Linked DNA regions of Homo sapiens: region 2 is linked to region 1. Evidence: chromatin loops called from intact Hi-C (ENCODE). Cell type or tissue: ascending aorta. All regions are shown on one strand. Links, peaks and the distances in the headings refer to the core of each region. The heading gives the core; the rest is flanking DNA.

What was found. A loop is a pair of places that touch in the nucleus more often than their neighbours do. Peaks named below come from ENCODE experiments on the same cell type or tissue, not always from the same donor. Only the 100,000 strongest peaks of a DNase experiment are listed, where the experiment ranks them.
Region 2: a loop joins it to region 1, with 2.7 times the contacts of the local background. A loop is called at or near these places in 4 of 110 quality-filtered maps.

Annotation. Positions count from the first base shown.
Region 1 is chr9:17,901,967-17,910,181 of GRCh38, reverse strand. It overlaps LOC105375987 (a long non-coding RNA gene), which reads left to right and starts at 2,926. Exons shown (of 2, transcript XR_929509.2): 1 at 2,926-3,008; 2 at 3,792-8,035. It also overlaps a transcript of ADAMTSL1 not described here. RefSeq lists enhancers at 2,285-2,829, 2,830-3,374. In ascending aorta, for the core only: no CTCF peak of the experiment used is centred there; DNase peaks (open chromatin) are centred at 3,241, 3,721, 3,911, 4,171 and 1 weaker place; H3K4me3 peaks cover 2,568 bases; H3K27ac peaks cover 2,215 bases.
Region 2 is chr9:18,208,700-18,216,914 of GRCh38, reverse strand. It overlaps a transcript of ADAMTSL1 not described here. Among named protein-coding and RNA genes, the nearest start is that of ADAMTSL1, 260 kb to the left of the region's middle. In ascending aorta, for the core only: a CTCF peak has its summit at 3,478 (motif pointing right); a DNase peak (open chromatin) is centred at 3,494; H3K4me3 peaks cover 345 bases.

The sequences.
Region 1 (8,215 bases), core at 2,541-6,540:
TGTGAAAAAAGGGGCCAACACCCTCACTTAACAGATGAGGAAGTGGAAGGTAAGGGCCTCGACCAAAATGATACCGCGCTTAGGGACAGCGCCGGGACTGGAAGCTACATGTCAAGACTCCCAAGTCCCTGTCTCAGGCCTTCTTTACTGTTCTTCGAGTTTACTTCTGGGGCCATGATTCTTTTTTTTTTTTTCTTTTAATTATACTTTAAGTTTTAGGGTAAATGTGCACAATGTGCAGGTTAGTTACATATGTATACATGTGCCATGCTGGTGCGCTGCACCCACTAACTCCTCATCTAGCATTAGGTATATCTCCCAATGCTATCCCTCCCCGGTCCCCCCACCCCACAACAGGCCCCAGAGTGTGATGTTCCCCTTCCTGTGTCCATGTGTTCTCATTGTTCAATTCCCACCTATGAGTGAGAATATGCAGTGTTTGGTTTTTTGTTTTGTGATAGTTTACTGAGAATGATGATTTCCAATTTCATCCATGTCCCTACAAAGGACATGAACTCATCATTTTTTATGGCTGCATAGTATTCCATGGTGTATATGTGCCACATTTTCTTAATCCAGTCTATCATTGTTGGACATTTGGGTTGGTTCCAAGTCTTTGCTATTGTGAATAATGCTGCAATAAACATACGTGTGCATGTGTCTGCATCCCTTCCTTACACCTTATACGAAAATCAATTCAAGATGATTAAAGACTTAAACGTTAGACCTAAAACCATAAAAACCCTAGAAGAAAACCTAGGCATTACCATTCAGGACATAGGCATGGGCAAGGACTTCATGTATAAAACACCAAAAGCAATGGCAACAAAAGCCAAAATTGACAAATGGGATCTCATTAAACTAAAGAGCTTCTGCACAGCAAAAGAAACTACCATCAGAGTGAACAGGCAACCTACAGAATGGGAGAAAATTTTTGCAACCTACTCATCTGACAAAGGGCTAATACCCAGAATCTACAATGAACTCAAACAAATTTACAAGAAAAAAACAAACAACCCCATCAAAAAGTGGGCGAAGGACATGAACAGACACTTCTCAAAAGAAGACATTTATGCAGCCAAAAAACACATGAAAAAATGCTCACCATCACTGGCCATCAGAGAAATGCAAATCAAAACCACAATGAGATACCATCTCACACCAGTTAGAATGGCAATCATTAAAAAGTCAGGAAACAACAGGTGCTGGAGAGGATGTGGAGAAATAGGAACACTTTTACACTGTTGGTGGGACTGTAAACTAGTTCAACCATTGTGGAAGTCAGTGTGGCGAGTCCTCAGGGACCTAGAACTAGAAATACCATTTGACCCAGCCATCCCATTACTGGGTATATACCCAAAGGACTATAAATCATGCTGCTATAAAGACACATGGGGCCATGATTCTATAAAACAAGTCACATTGGCCGGGAGCAGTGGCTCACGCCTGTAATCCCAGAACTTTGGAAGGCCGAGGCGAGTGGATCACCTGAGACCAGGAGTTTGAGACTAGCCTGGCCAGCAAGGTGAAAACCCGTCTCTACTAAAAATACAAAAAATTAGCCAGGCGTCGTGGCAAATGCCTGTAATCCCAGCTACTTGGGAGGCTGAGGCAGGAGAATCGCTTGAACCCAGGAGGCAGAGGTTGCAGTGAGCCGAGGTCACACCACTGCACTCCAGCCTGGGCAACGAGAGTGAAACTCCGTTTCAAAAAAAAAAAAAGTCACATTAAGGCAGGTCATTTTTGCACATTGGGTTTTAACCCAGCTGCAGAACAGAATTACCCGAGAGCTTTAGAATTTCTGATGTCCCAGCCTCCCCTCTCCCTCCAGGATTCTGATGTAATCCAGCTGGGGTGTGGCCCTAACGCAGGAAATTTCTAGAGCTCCCCTAGGTAATTCTACTGTGCAGCCATGGCTGGGAAGCCCTGACAAGGAACGAAGCATGGTGGGAATACAACTTGCTGATAATTAATACAAGCTTTTCCAACTGTTTGTCATATTCCAATCTAAGCAGGTGTTCCCTGCTGAAAATTTCTACTACTGATGAGAGTAATCCCTGCTGCTCCGGGCCCTTCTGAGACAACATTCTCGGTCCTCTCTCAGCCTCTAGAAGTGCACCACTGCAATCAAAATTTTAAAATAGAGATCGGAAAACAAGTTGCAAAACGTTAAGAAAAAGCGAGGGAAGGAAATCCCCCTATTTGGACAAGTCTCCATAAGCAAAACAGAGGAAAGGGAGGCTATCTGGCGGTAATTCCGGCCAAGAGTATTTGGGTATTTTCCCAGAATTACCCAAGTAATCCTGTGAAAGGCAAATCTATGGAGGCTAAATTATGTACAAACTGCCCAATTCGTGGGTTTTAAGCAATAGTTAACCTGAGTCTGGAAAGTGTGAAAACCAAGGAACCGCAGGCATTCTGAGTTTGACTCGACCCTGGACCCCTGCCCTCTTCCCTAAGCAGCTTTCTCCAAGTCTTGTGATAATAAACCACTACCAGGCAAACTGAATTAATCAGACACCCTCTCCCAGGGCCCTTCCGCGCCGCCTCAGGGCCTGAATTTCCCACCCTGGAGAAGTCCCCAGTTCCTTATACACCCCGTGTGGCCCTGGAGAAGACCCTGGGAGGATTCGGAGGGGGTATGGTCAGGGCCAATCCTCGGGCACCCACCCACCAGAGCCACCTCTAGACCGCGGAGGCACCAGGGAGCCCACCTGGTCCGGCGTCCGCACACATTACAACGCTGCGCCCCCGACACTCGGCTGCGGGCGGCCCTAGGGTGACAGTGTCAGAAGTTCACTAGGTCCGCAGAAGGGCGGAAGTGTGGAGGAGTGTCCCAGCACCCGAGTGTCCCCGGCGCCGCCCAAGCCTCAGCCTGGAACGAGAGAGGGGGCTCCGCGAAGGACTGTCGGAAAGGGTGGGGGGTAGAGGACTGTTGGGGATGACAGCTCCCCAGCTCAGGCGCCGCCTTCTCGCCCCGGCTCTGCCTGGCTGGAAGCAGGACCCAGGTAAGGGCGAAAAGCCAGGACAGGGTCCCAGGAAGCTGGGTCAAGCCTAAACGCAGAGATCGACCCGATCGACCCCAGGGTACGCCTTAGCCCCAACCCCGCGCCACTTGTCCCCAGCCTGGGCGGCAGCGCAGCCCCAGGATGGACCTTCGCGGAAGAGAGCACCTCCCACGCTGTAGCGCTTTTCGCTGTAGCACAGGCTTTAGAAGCAGAGTCCCCGGGAGGGACGCAAGACGCACAGGCTACCCTACCTGTCCGGCGATACAGAGCAGGCACCAGGTGCCACCGAGGAGGCGGGCCAGGAACCCGGGGCACTGGGGCGCCTCCAGTCGTGCCATGGTCCCCATGGCGGGGACCAAGGGGAGTCTCAGGCGAGACCCCTCCCTCGAAGAGGTGGCCGCCTCCTGCGCTGATTGCGGTGGCTCCGCGGCGGCGGCCGGCAGGCGGGCTCGGGCGTGCGCCCCACGAGACAGAGCTGCGCTGGGGCAGGCGGCGCGGCTTTGGAGCTTCAGTGCGGCCGCGGAGCGGGTCTGCTTTGAATGGGAGCGCGTGCGCTGGGGGTGGGGGCGTTATTTGTGAATGTGCTGCTTGTCTTGGCTCGAGATGGTTCGCGCTCCCCCCACCCCCAACACCCCTCCAGCTCCTGCTCCTCCCCTCCCGTGTCAGCCCAGCGGAGGCGGGGAGCGCAGACATCCAGCCGCCCCGGCAGCGACAGCGGTGTGCGCTTCGGGAAACCCGAGCGGGGCTGCGCGCTGGCTTCTATTTATTTATTCTTTTTTAAAGGGAGGATCGCTCACTGCCCACCTTGCTCGCGCTTGGAATGCCACCCTGCCGGCCCTTGGAGAAGGAAATCTCTCCCTGGACGCTGGCGCTTTCCCAGGAACCAGTCCTAGGAGCCATTCCCTGAGCGCTTTCCCTGGAGCTCGGAGCTCCGAGTGCTGTTGCTGACCTGGGAGCCCCGCAAGATGCTCCAGGGGCTGGGGACGATTTTGTGCTTGTTGGGAGGGGGGAATGATGAAGAAACTTACAACCTCACGTAATGGGACAAAACTGAAATCGTTATGACATGTTTGTCCGTGGGGACTTGTCCCCTGGGCGCTCATGGAGCTTTTCCCATGGAGTTGATTTGTTTTGCAACATGCGCCCGGGAGTGACGGGGACCCACGACAGCTGGGTAGGCACGCCGTGAACCAGAAGCCAGCGTCGGGCACAGGGAGCCCAAGAAGTGGGTTCAGTGAGGTTGACTTCGCTGATTGTCTTCCTGTACTAATGGCTTGCTGGGGGCAAGCTAGGGCGCCCCCTTCTCTGGTTTGGACCACGCTCTCAGTACACAGGAGGCTTTCAGGCTGTCTCTTTAACAGAAGATACACACTGAGCTCGGCTGCAGGTTTTGTGGGGTTTTGTTTTGTTTTGTTTTGTTTTTTGTTTTTGTTTTTGTTTTTTTTGCCATTGGGACTCAGGATCATTTCTTCCTGAAAATTTGGCGCTATAGATCCAGTCTCCCAAAGCATCTTTGTAAGAAAGCAAATCTCCCACCCTCCTTCCAACTGTCTTCCAGGCCACTCCACCCCTCTCCTGCCTTGGCAGTAAAGTTAAAAGAGGCGGAGAACTGGCCCCACTTCAGTAAACTCCGTAGGATAAGGGGATTCAGCGCTGTGCTCATGAAATAACTTTTGTGAAGTTCCCACGTGCGCGCACTGGGATGAGCCCAGCATAAAATTAAGAGGCCACCATACTCCCTAGCAACCATTCATTCAATCCACATATTCCTAAATGCCTACTCCTTGCCAGGCGCTGTGGTTGAACGTTGTAGCCCATCAGCGACTGAGACAGATGCGGATCCTGCTCTTTTCAATTGGGTAAACAGACCAGACACAAACTGTCTGCTAACAGAATGAGAGGCAAAGTCAGGGCAGAAGTGCCTATAGGAAATGAATGTCATATGTGTGCCAGTATCAGCACTTGTGTCTAGAATAGGAGTTGTGTAGTTGTTAATGGTAAAGGAGGCTGCTTTTCAGAATTCATCTGTTTACTCATCATGTGTATTGAGTTCCCAAAGTGTGAAAGAAAAAAATCAGAAATGGGAAAAATACATCTACCTCTGAGCCTAGATTCCCAGAAAGTTAAAGCTCAAAGATCAAAATATTTGGAGATTCTTTTCTAAAGGAGTTTTAGGCCAAGTTTTCAGCTTGAATTGATATAAAGGAAAAGGTGAGACATTTAAAAATGAATAAATAAACCAAACACACACACACACACACACACACACACACACACACACACACACAAAATAAGAACAAAGACTACAGAGGCTGGAGACAGGAAAATATTTCTATGGAGGGTCGCAGATGGCTTGTCTTGCTAGGATGATTGAGCCACAATATTAAACAGAAAAAGGCAAGGCTGTGCTTGGCAAGCAGGTGGTCCTAACCTGTTGGGGTTGGGGGTACCTACAGCACCAGGAGGGAAGAAAGAAGGGAAATGATGTGCCAGGCAGCAGTGCTAAGCAACATTAACTGAATTAAATTTTCAAACAACCCCCAAGATAGGTGCAGATTATCCTAACTTGACACATCAGAGTACTGAAGCTCAATGGCTATATTACTAGGATTGGAAGTAGGCTGTGGAGGGGAGCACAGCAACAGAATTTCAGGATTGGAATGGAGCTCTAGCCCAGCCACATACTTCAAACCATGAAGAATTTGACCATCTAGTCCAATAGCCACACTTGGATTTTTAAATTCATGAACAAACTAAGGCCCACGAAAATTAAGTTATGTGTCCAAAGTCTCACACGTAAGAGGCAGATGAATTCATTCCTACAACTTGATTAGAAAAGCATGAACTTCTGTTCCTTTAATAGTGAGGTAACAGAAGAAAATAGGAATTTAAAGTTAATTAATAAGGCAATTAGTCAAGTGTAGGATTAAAAAAGGGTAGAAGGTCCAAAAGGAGGGAGACCAGCTAGGAAGATGCTGCCATAAACTGGCCATGAGATGATGAAGCTTTCATTCCTGGAGATGCACTCTGGTGAGTGGAGAACAAAGTGGGTGCTGGGAAAGCTGGACAGGAGAAGCAAGGCATTGATTGGTCTCATATAATGTGAGAAGGTGGCATCTCCTTAGAGCATCTCCATGCCAAGGGTTCAACTCCAGATCTTTGCATCCAACATCAGACTTGAATGTTAGCAGAGCCTGAGTTTGTTGGTTTGTTCATTGTCTGCTTAAAAAGCCATAGGTTTTTAGATGACTTTTGATCAATATACATGATTGATAGTTTAAAGAATGAATGACAAGGACAAAAATATTCCCTTTATCCACTAAAATCAACTTTCCTTGATACTGCAAAAATTGTAGGGAAGATGCTTTCAAACAGATGTCTTTACTTAACAGCTTAATAACCACATTGTCATAGAAGGACTAAGAAATGCCACATTGCTCAGGCCCTGGAATCTACATGGAGTGTCAGAAGATACCAGCCACCACTGATGGCTCTTCACCAGTTCCAATCTTGCCAGGGCCTCTGCTCTGTACTACAAGCCCTTTCATTTGAGATTTGCAGCAGGAGAGAGTTTTGGACATCACAAGCCCATCCTCTGAAAGGATAGTTCCACTGGAACACACGAATGCATGATGCTGAGGCTGGCTCTCTCTTCCACTTAATCTCAGTGGTACTTCTGACTGTTCCCCATGTCCCAATGCTTTCTTCAACTCTCACTCTTCTTCCTATCCTCTTTTTATCCAGCATACTTTTCTTTCCAGAGCTCATCATTTCAATAACACTCTTTTCATAACCCTACACTCTCCTGCCCTTTGGTCTTCACTCTTCAACTCAAAATGATCTCAGTTACCTGCTTTCTCAGTGCCCACCCTCCAGGAACAAGCACTGCAGGGGAAAGCCACAGAATAGGACAGGTAAGTATCAGAACACCACCTTCACCAGCTTCAGATGGACTTGCAACACTGCCCCTCAGTCTTCCTATATTTCTCCGTCTATTCACTCTCATACCATCCTACTCTCTACAATGACTATTTCAAACATTCCCCAGTTTCTCCAAACCTCCAACTCCTCCTTCACGCTGCTCCTTTTCAACAGACATGCAGAGCTCCAACTTTTCAGAGAAAATCAAATTAGTTGAATGGGAGCAATTTCTACTTCTACCCTTTTGCACCAAATCTACTTCTATCCATACCGTACTTCCCTTCTGTCTTCTCTCTAAGGCTAGTCCATCTCCAATGTTCTGGGTCTGATCTTCTCTTGCTTTCAACTAGTAAAAAAATGTATTCATTTTTCCATCTCTGTACTGTGTATTCAATAACTCCCTGTAAACTGTATCCTACCTTTTAATATTCAAACATGCCCAAGCCTCTCCCATGTATAAATAAGGACATGAACTCTCCTTCAATGAACCCATATCTTCTTCCCATCATAACTACATTTCTTAAAGGTTTTGTTTATATTCCCTATTGCTTTCCTCTGTGTCTATTTAATCCTCAATCCATTCCAGTCAGAATTCGGCCACCATCACTCTATGAAAATTGAAGCTACTCTAGTCACCAATAACCTCCATGCTGTAACATCCAATGGACATTGGTCAGTCCTCTCTTTGTCCTCACAAAACCTCATGACATGGTTGATTGTTCCTTCTTGAAACATTCTACTTTCTTGGCTGTCCATCTGACACTGGCATGCTACTTCTAGGAACACATTTTTGAAGATGGTGTCCCTTTCCCTCTGGATCTCCTTCAATGATTAACTCATTACTGAGCCTCTCCCATATATGGGTTGGATTTCTTGTTTACATGCATGGATATATCTGTATTCTTTTCCTTCAAAGAATTGATTTTAATTTGTGATTACTCTTTTATTAACCGAAGTAACCAAAATGTGTCCTTTCTTCTCCCACTAGGTTGTAAATTCTACAAGAGCAATTCATCATTGTGGGGCCAATGCCTACTGCATCCAAATGCCTAGCACATGTTTGACAAAATTGAAATTTGTTGAATTAATAAATGGGTGAATTAGTACTTCACACCTTTCAATGGGCTGGAAACTTAACCATTAGGCAAGACACAAATAGCAAGCACCTAGAAGATAAGCATGACAGACTATTAACCTTTATCCCAGTACCTATGGTAGTCCTCCAACATGGGGGATATTCCAAAAAATGATTGACCGACTAAATGAATGGACAGAATCCACTAATA
Region 2 (8,215 bases), core at 1,609-5,608, 310 kb before region 1:
AGGCCACACAGCTGGTAAGGGGTAAAGTCAGGATTTCAACGTAGCTGGTGTGGCTCCAGCGTTTTTGCTCTCAACTACCATGCAATACTATTAACATGGAATCTGAATAAAAAGTTGAAATTAACAAGAACAAAGGTAGTAATGTCTAGAGTCAGCATTCACCAAGAGGACAGGGTAGAAGGGAGGAGAAAAAAACTAAAGGAAAATGGAAGAGAATTATGAAATGTTTGTCATCTTGAAAGAAAAGGAAAAAAAAAAAAAAAAAAGGAGAGCAAGAGTTGTATGTCACTGCTGCGTGCCCAAATCTGTTATGTAAGGGCTGGCTTATGCTGGCTCCACTGCCTTGGCTTTAGGGCCTTACCTGTCAGAGGGAGCTTGATGCTGCTGCCAACCTCCTAAACTGTGTGGTGTTTTCTCCCCTCATGCCTATGCTAAGTTATTCTCCTGTCAATAATCTTTCATCTGTGTTTCTTTCAGAGGCATCTACTGCAAGTGCAAAAGAATTGTGGTGAAAGCTGCCTGATCAACAGCTATAACCTGGCAGAATTTCTCCTTCCAGCCTTACCTGAAAATTGCTTATTATGAAATACTATACCACAATGCTTCATGCTTATTCCAATCTCAGATTAAAGGCAAACTCTTTGTCCAAAACAGTACACACCCACAGGTGGGGGTGTATATGAGCAGTTTTGACAACGAACAACAAAAGTTGGACCTAAATTTTTCACTTAGCACAAGCCTAGTAATTTTATTATTGTTATTATTGGATGTAGTTGCATTGAGGATTCTCTTATTAGAGACATATCTTGGTTCAAGTAATCAATGGAATGTGTGGGGGAAACACATTTAAAAATGAATTTGGAAATGTTTCCAGGAGTGGTGGTTTTACAAGAGGACTCATCACAGATTTTTTCACAGAATCTTTCCTAATCTTTACGAAGGTTTGAGGCTCTAACTCAGTTCTCGTAATGGACTCTCTCTTGGTTGGAAAGAAGACAACCCAAAATTCCAACATTTGGTGAGTTGACAAAAGTGACATGTGGTGTCTCTTTCATTCTTGTAGCAGCTGTCTCACATGAAAGGCAGTGAATCAGAGTTCTCCGTGAGGACAGCAGGAGCTGGTCCCCCTGCCTTTAAGGTCACTCCCAGAGTCTTTCCCTACAAGTTGGCCTTGGCATCTGCAAGAGCAGCAAAAACAGAACACACAGGGGCCCTCACACCACAAACCTAAATAGTCTAAAAGTTATAAGCCAAGCTAATAAACCATTAAATAAAATAGTCTACCTTCCCATCTTGACAAATATACCTCTATGACAACAAAATTGAAAAAAGGAGTGCAGCTATGGGATTTTTTTTGATTGCTAGTCAGCAAGACATCAAAGATGACTGATATTCATTATTACTGTGTATGTCAGCAGTTCTTTTGACAGGCCAGTAATGTATAGATGAGTCATAAACACATATATAACTCATAAATATGTTTACTTCATAAAATACAATATTTCTTGTCTTCATTTTTATAAAATACTTAAGTTATTATAGTTAAGGTTTTCCCATAAATTTCCTTATATTGACAGTAATGCTAAATTAGATAATCTTTTTTGAATCATCATAGTTGTTAGATTATTTTCAGTATTTTCAATTTTGACAAACTTCTTTATGTTGAGGCAGTAACTACTGGAACTGTCAAAATTATTACAGTAAAATAAATTCAGAGATGGCCACTTTATGTATTATTTTATGTTCAAATATAACATAATCATAAATGATAAACTATATTGGCTATACAAAATGTAACAATATTTTAATTTAACCATTCCAATCGCCATCTCATTCAACTTCTGCCCTCTTTCAAAGTAATATGTAAATCCATAAAGAATTTAGTTGTTGTTTTTTCAATTTTTTCAATGCTGAGTTATAAAGAAAACCAAACACAGCAGGATGTTGCTCAATTTGTTAAAATCTTCTTTCAATAAAGACTACTGCCTGATCTACGGTGGGCAGAAGATAATGTCTACAGAAAGTGTATTCAGGGTCACATACATGTAAATCTTTCCCATTATAGAGTGCATGACATTTATTGGAAAGCTTTTGTGTGGCTTCCTAGTTTCTTTCTAGGTAGTAAAACTATTTTCTCTAAAATGTTTTGAAATATTTTTAAATCACTTATCAAATGAAGTAACTCTACTTTGATACTTCTGGGTTTTTATGAAATAAAACTTTTGTAAACATTATTAATAGCAAACAACAGTTCACATTAAATGACCATGGATACACAAATTCAAAGTTAGCTTCTGCAAAGACTATTATCAATTCTTTCTTTGTGGAACTGTTGTTATATCACATAATTGTTGTAGTATATCTTTTCTAAATTTAATCTAAACATTTTAGTAACATTTAGTTGGCATCGCCATCAGATGTCAAAAAGTAGCTTTAAGGTCAATTTCAATGTATTTCCTTGGGATGTTCCATATTTAGACAGATTCAGAAAACAAAGTACATCATCTCTGAATTGTTCCAAAGAATATCATTGCTTTGGGTGAATTGGAGGCTATACATCCTAATAACAAACACACTACATAACTTCAAATAAGCTACTTGAAAATAAACTGTATTTGAATTTCGAAGAGATTTTATGATAACATGTACTATAACTATGCTTATCTAATTTAAAAACTTTTAAAATATATTTTCTAAATGTAATTCTGGGTTTATTGATGGAGAGAAAAGAGGAATACTGCTGTTAGAAAGAGAAGAAAATACAGGTGATAACTTGACCATGAAAAATAAGCCTACAGATCACTAAGAGTTGACTTTGTTCTTACAACAAAAATACACTAAATACGTAAAATTTTAAAATTACAATTAAATTTCTTTGGGCGAGGGGCGGTGGCTCATGCCTGTAATCCCAGCACTTTGGGAGGCCCAGGCGGGTAGATTGCCTGAGGTCAGGAGTTCGAGACCAGCCTGGCCAACATGGTGAAACCCCATCTCTACTAAAATAAATAAATAAATAAGCAAGCAAGCCAGGCGTGTAATCCCAGCTACTCGGGAGGCTGAGGCAGGGGAATTGCTTGAACCAGGGAAGTGGAAGTTGCAGTGAACCGAGATCGCACCACTGCACTCCAGCCTGGGCGACAGAGCGAGACTCTGTCTCAAGGACAAAAAAAAATTATTTGGACTCAGATTCTGTCTCAGATCTCTCAGGTACAACTTCCTCTATCTCTGAGGTTTCCGTATGTGCTATCTTGAAAACCGTCAATTCCCTATAGAGATATATCAAAGAAATAGATTTCTGAAACAGCAGCACAGAACGTCCTCATTTTCTAGTTACAGTTATGAAGTAACAGAAAACAAAAAGACACCTTTATGCTTTAGTGTGAGCTCACTAATACCTAGTCCCAGGCTCAATCACCTTTTCAGCATCATCTCAAAGGCAAAAGTTTAGCTTCTCACTAAGTTCTAACGGAAAACAACACTAGAGGGCGCTGGGAGTTTGCAACTTAGGACTGTCTTCTCACCCAGGAACACAGTGTTTTGTTCTCCGAAGGATACCAACACCAATTCAATCCCTGAAAATGTCCGTTATCATCACAGTTCCAATGAATCAAGAGCGTGATCCTACAAATATGTTTTCCCTGAATACAAAAGGGGAAAGAACAAGAATCTCACTGGCTTTAGCAGTTTAATAGTGTACCATCCAATCAGGTGAAAAAGATATTAAATAAATTCCAAGGAGGGGAAAGAGGGAAGAGCAGAGCTTGTAGCTTACAGTTTCTTTCTTTCAAGTCATGTGGTAAGTGAATTTTTGGTGTGAGCGTTCATGAGAATTTCTGCCAAAAAATAAAATGGTCAAGTCTTGCATTAAGTCAGGCTGAGTTGATGTTCAATACACTAACGGCTAAAGATAGAAGTTCCCATTATAAATCACATCTCAAAATGCTAGTAATTTGCATTTAGGACAATGAACTGCAAATTCTATTCAAAAGGTAAAATTAAAATAAGACTTTCAGGTGTTGTTCTCTCCCAAATCTTTACAATCTTATGACCATTGTGGGGAAAAAATTTGTGGGGAATGTTGAAGCACATCTTACCTAGTCTCAGTGTGACCTAAGGGTTATCGTCCACACCAAAAAGGCAAAAGGCACCCTAGAGCTAGAAGTTGTCTTCCCTTTGAATGGAAGACAACTCAAACTCTAACTACACATTGTGGGAAAGCTATGATGTAGTAGCCTCTCATACTTTTGAAATGTATACATTTTTACAACGGCCCAACATCAATTTGCATATGGATTTGCAATTGCACATGCAATTGCAAAGATAGGATTTTACTGGTGATTACAACAACAACTTTTAAAACTACACTTCAGCCTGGCCAATCCAGTCTTCTCCAAGACCAGCACTACAGATCTGGCTGTTTGACATAGTGACAAGTAAAATATTACTTTTTCTATGAAGTTGTTTCATTTATATGTTTGGTCAAATCAAACTAGTCATAAATACATTTGCTGAACATAATCTATCCTAAGCCTTTTCAGTGTTTAAAATTATGGACACACTTGGAATTTTGTCATGTCACACAAGAAACATTGGCCCAGGAGGTCAAACATGGTCATAAAGTTCATAAACACGTCAATCTTCCTCCTACCACAGAGACTTTGAGTTTGCTGTTCAATCAACCCAAAGCAATCAGTCTTCTTCAAGGGGACCAGGAGTAAGTCTTCCTTTTTTTCAGGAACTGGTAGATTAAACATGGGCGCAAGACTCAAATACATACACGTTAATACACACACCTTGTCCAGATTTGGTTCCAGAATTTTTTCTGGTGCCTAAATCTGGTCACAGTGGACTTGTTTCTTCTCTTAACTGCTTTTCATACAACCCTAGGAGAGTCCCAGGTTCTGTCCTTGAATGAGACTTTCATTCCTGGCATACTAAGTCAAAATCAAAATGCACTTCCTGCAGAAACACTGTCATGAAAACAGGGGCACTTGAAGTCCCACAGTTTGTAGCTTAACTGGGTTGTTGAGGGCTGGCCTAAGAATGTAAAAAACATTTCCAACATTTTTGCTTTGGGAATGTGTAAGTTTCACTATCTGATTTTCAATGGAACATTTGAAGCAATACTTGTAAAGTGCAAAGTTTTGTAAAGGAAACAGATAAATATAAAATTACATGGAAGGTATCTTTAGCTTCAGATGCTGAAGGGACGGTGAAATTCTCTTCTAAAATAAAAGAAGGATTTTTAAGGGATTGCCACATTTTTGCAACTGAAGGCACATTGGATATTGATTTAGGTACTTCCCCACAGATGTCAATTTGGCTGAGTGGGGACATGTGGTCTGTCAGCAGAAGATTTTCAGTCCCTGAAGTAGAGGACAGAGCTCAGAAGAGAGTCCTAGAGAGGTTTTTTGTTTTGTTTGCTGTTTTTAAACAAGAAATCCTATAACAGAGATACAAAAATAAACAGATAAAATTTTTGTTTTAGAACAATGGTTTTCAAATTGTAGGTGGCTGTTCATTTGGTTTATGAAATTAAATGGGTCTTGAGACTCACATCTGTAGAATGAAATGGAATAGGGAAAAAATGGAGGGGGGCCATTGTATTTCTTACTGTTTGGGTGGTCACGATCACAAAATTTTTGAAAGAACACTGACCTAGAAGTTAACAAAAAGAGCCATGGAGTTAAAAAGTTAAAACCATTCTTAAAGTGGAATTGGCAAGTGTGAAAACTGGCGACTGTGTATTGCTTTTGGGAAAAGGAGATAGAAAATAAATTAGGAGTGTTTAAAAATTTGGGACCATTAAATAGTGCTCCAGGGTTAGAGAGGTCGTCTAGGGACTCTCTTTGTCCAGCCAGCTGTGGCTCATCCTAAATATGGCTTAAATATCACTTCCTCAGACCCACCTTGTCGCTTCTCTCCTCTGTCACCTTTTTTTTTTTAATAGAACTTATCACAATGTGTAACTATACATTTGTTTGTGTGTTTCTCTAATGTCTCTGTCTCTAGACAGCCTTTAAACTCTATGGTGACAAATTTTACTTCTGTGGTTGATTACTGCATAATACCTGGCCAGGCACTCAATTACTATTTAAAGAAAAGAGCATCAGGAGATATTGTGAAAGACTTTAAGATAGGCAAAAAAAAAAATTACTGGTGTCCTGCCTAGTATACCCTTCTAAGCTGCCAGAGCTGTTCGTTGCCTTTGAGCTGTTTTACCACCCTGTAAGTTATAGAAAACTGACAGTAATGCCAATGATTCTTATCCACAGAAATGCAAGTGAATCTTGGTGAATATGCAATGATTATTGTCATAGGAATATTAATAATTTTTTTCATCTACTAACAAATCCATCTTAGCATTCCTGGTAATATTAATTAATATATATATTTATTAATATATATCATATATAATTAATATATATTTATTTATATATCATATATAATTAATATATATTTATTAATATATCATACATAATATATTTATTAATATATATCATATATAATAATATATAATATTAGCGTATATGTGTGTGTTCTTTGACTTCTATTTAAAGCTAGTTGTAATATGTTAAAAGTTGTTCTTATTAATGAATTAATTAAAATTTTAATGAATGAGTTAAAATTTTAATTAAAGTATTAATTAAAAACTCTGACATGTTTTATATTTTATATTTATACTTTATATTTGGAGGGAAAGAGAAAGGAAAGAAAGAAAATGGAGTATTAGCTGGAAAGTCTATGTATGTGCTCATTCTCTTGGGGACTGACATTACCTGGTTGTGATTATGTTAAGAGAAAGAGGCTGGTGAAGGAAAGAAAAGGAAGGCATCAGAAACAAAGGTCATTTTATAAGGTAAACATGAGATAGCAATGTAGCCCACTTATAAAGCAGACTTTGTTTTAAACAGAGACATAAACATACATATAACATATGGGAAATAATGTGCTTATTCCATGCATTCTGTACTGGCAAGGCACATCTATTGTTGAGATCCTCAGCCTAGATAATCTGACACAGGTAGATCCAGAGAACAGTTATGATTTTTCACTGTCTACAGGCAAGCTGGTATAGGTACTACTCAATTCCCACCAAAGTCACCAATTAACAAAATGAATTATCCACTATGATGTCACTCAAACAGAACAAAGAGGAAATAATCAGGAGAGAAGTAAGTGTTACCCAGCAAAAATTAGTTGGAGGTGTGTTTACATGAATAAGGGTATCTTTCAATCAGAAAAAGTAAATCAGCAAGGCTAAAACTTGCATTTCTTAAAGATCATCAACCTGTTAATTAGAAAAGCTATGATAATTAAACTGAATTCAGGTGGTTTACTTAGAGTCAAGAATTAAGTTTATCGGGACCTCCCTTTAGCTTTATAAAATTAAGCTCCATTTACTAAATCTAGACACAGAGTTTAGGCAGGGTTTGCGTTTTGGTTCCATGGTCTAAATATTTATAATAGGTCTCCAATGAGTGTTCACATAGCTCTGGGTGATAGGTACTGATTCGATAACAAAAAGGCATTTTACTACACATCCCAGAGTTAAGTTAAATGCATAAATGTGCCATATTCACCAGAACAATAGTGAAGGTTCTAATGATGACATAATGCATAATAATAAACCCAAATGGGTTCTTTCAGCCATCACAAACAAGTCTGACGTAATTTTTATGTGCATTTTTGTCTCAAACATTTTTTTCAACTGTAAGCAAAACATATAACAAACATTTCAGAAAGACAAAAAAACACTTGTATAATGTTCTTGCAAATTTATACAATGCAGATTTGAATTCACAACACGCAGACACACACACACAGACACATATCTTGGCATACTGTAAACCTAAATTACAAATGGTAAATAATATTTTCCTTTATATAGCATGTCACAATCCACAAGCATCTTTGAGCATATTCATAAAACCCCTGTGAAGTCATTCATTGTTTTCCCCATTTTGTAGATAAGAAAATCAAGGTTCAATGATGTCTATTTCATAGATGAGGTAATCAAGTTTAGAAGTCTGGTTTGTGGCCACAGAACCAGAAAGAGGCATAGGTAAAGTTAAACATTAATCAAGGTCTGTCCTTTCCAGTTTTCCTGTTTTATCCTCTAACATAACTCATTCAAGTCAAACAAATATTATTATGATATTTTCTTCATTATTGCAATAAAAAAGTCCACACTGCCTGGGATACAGTCCCAACT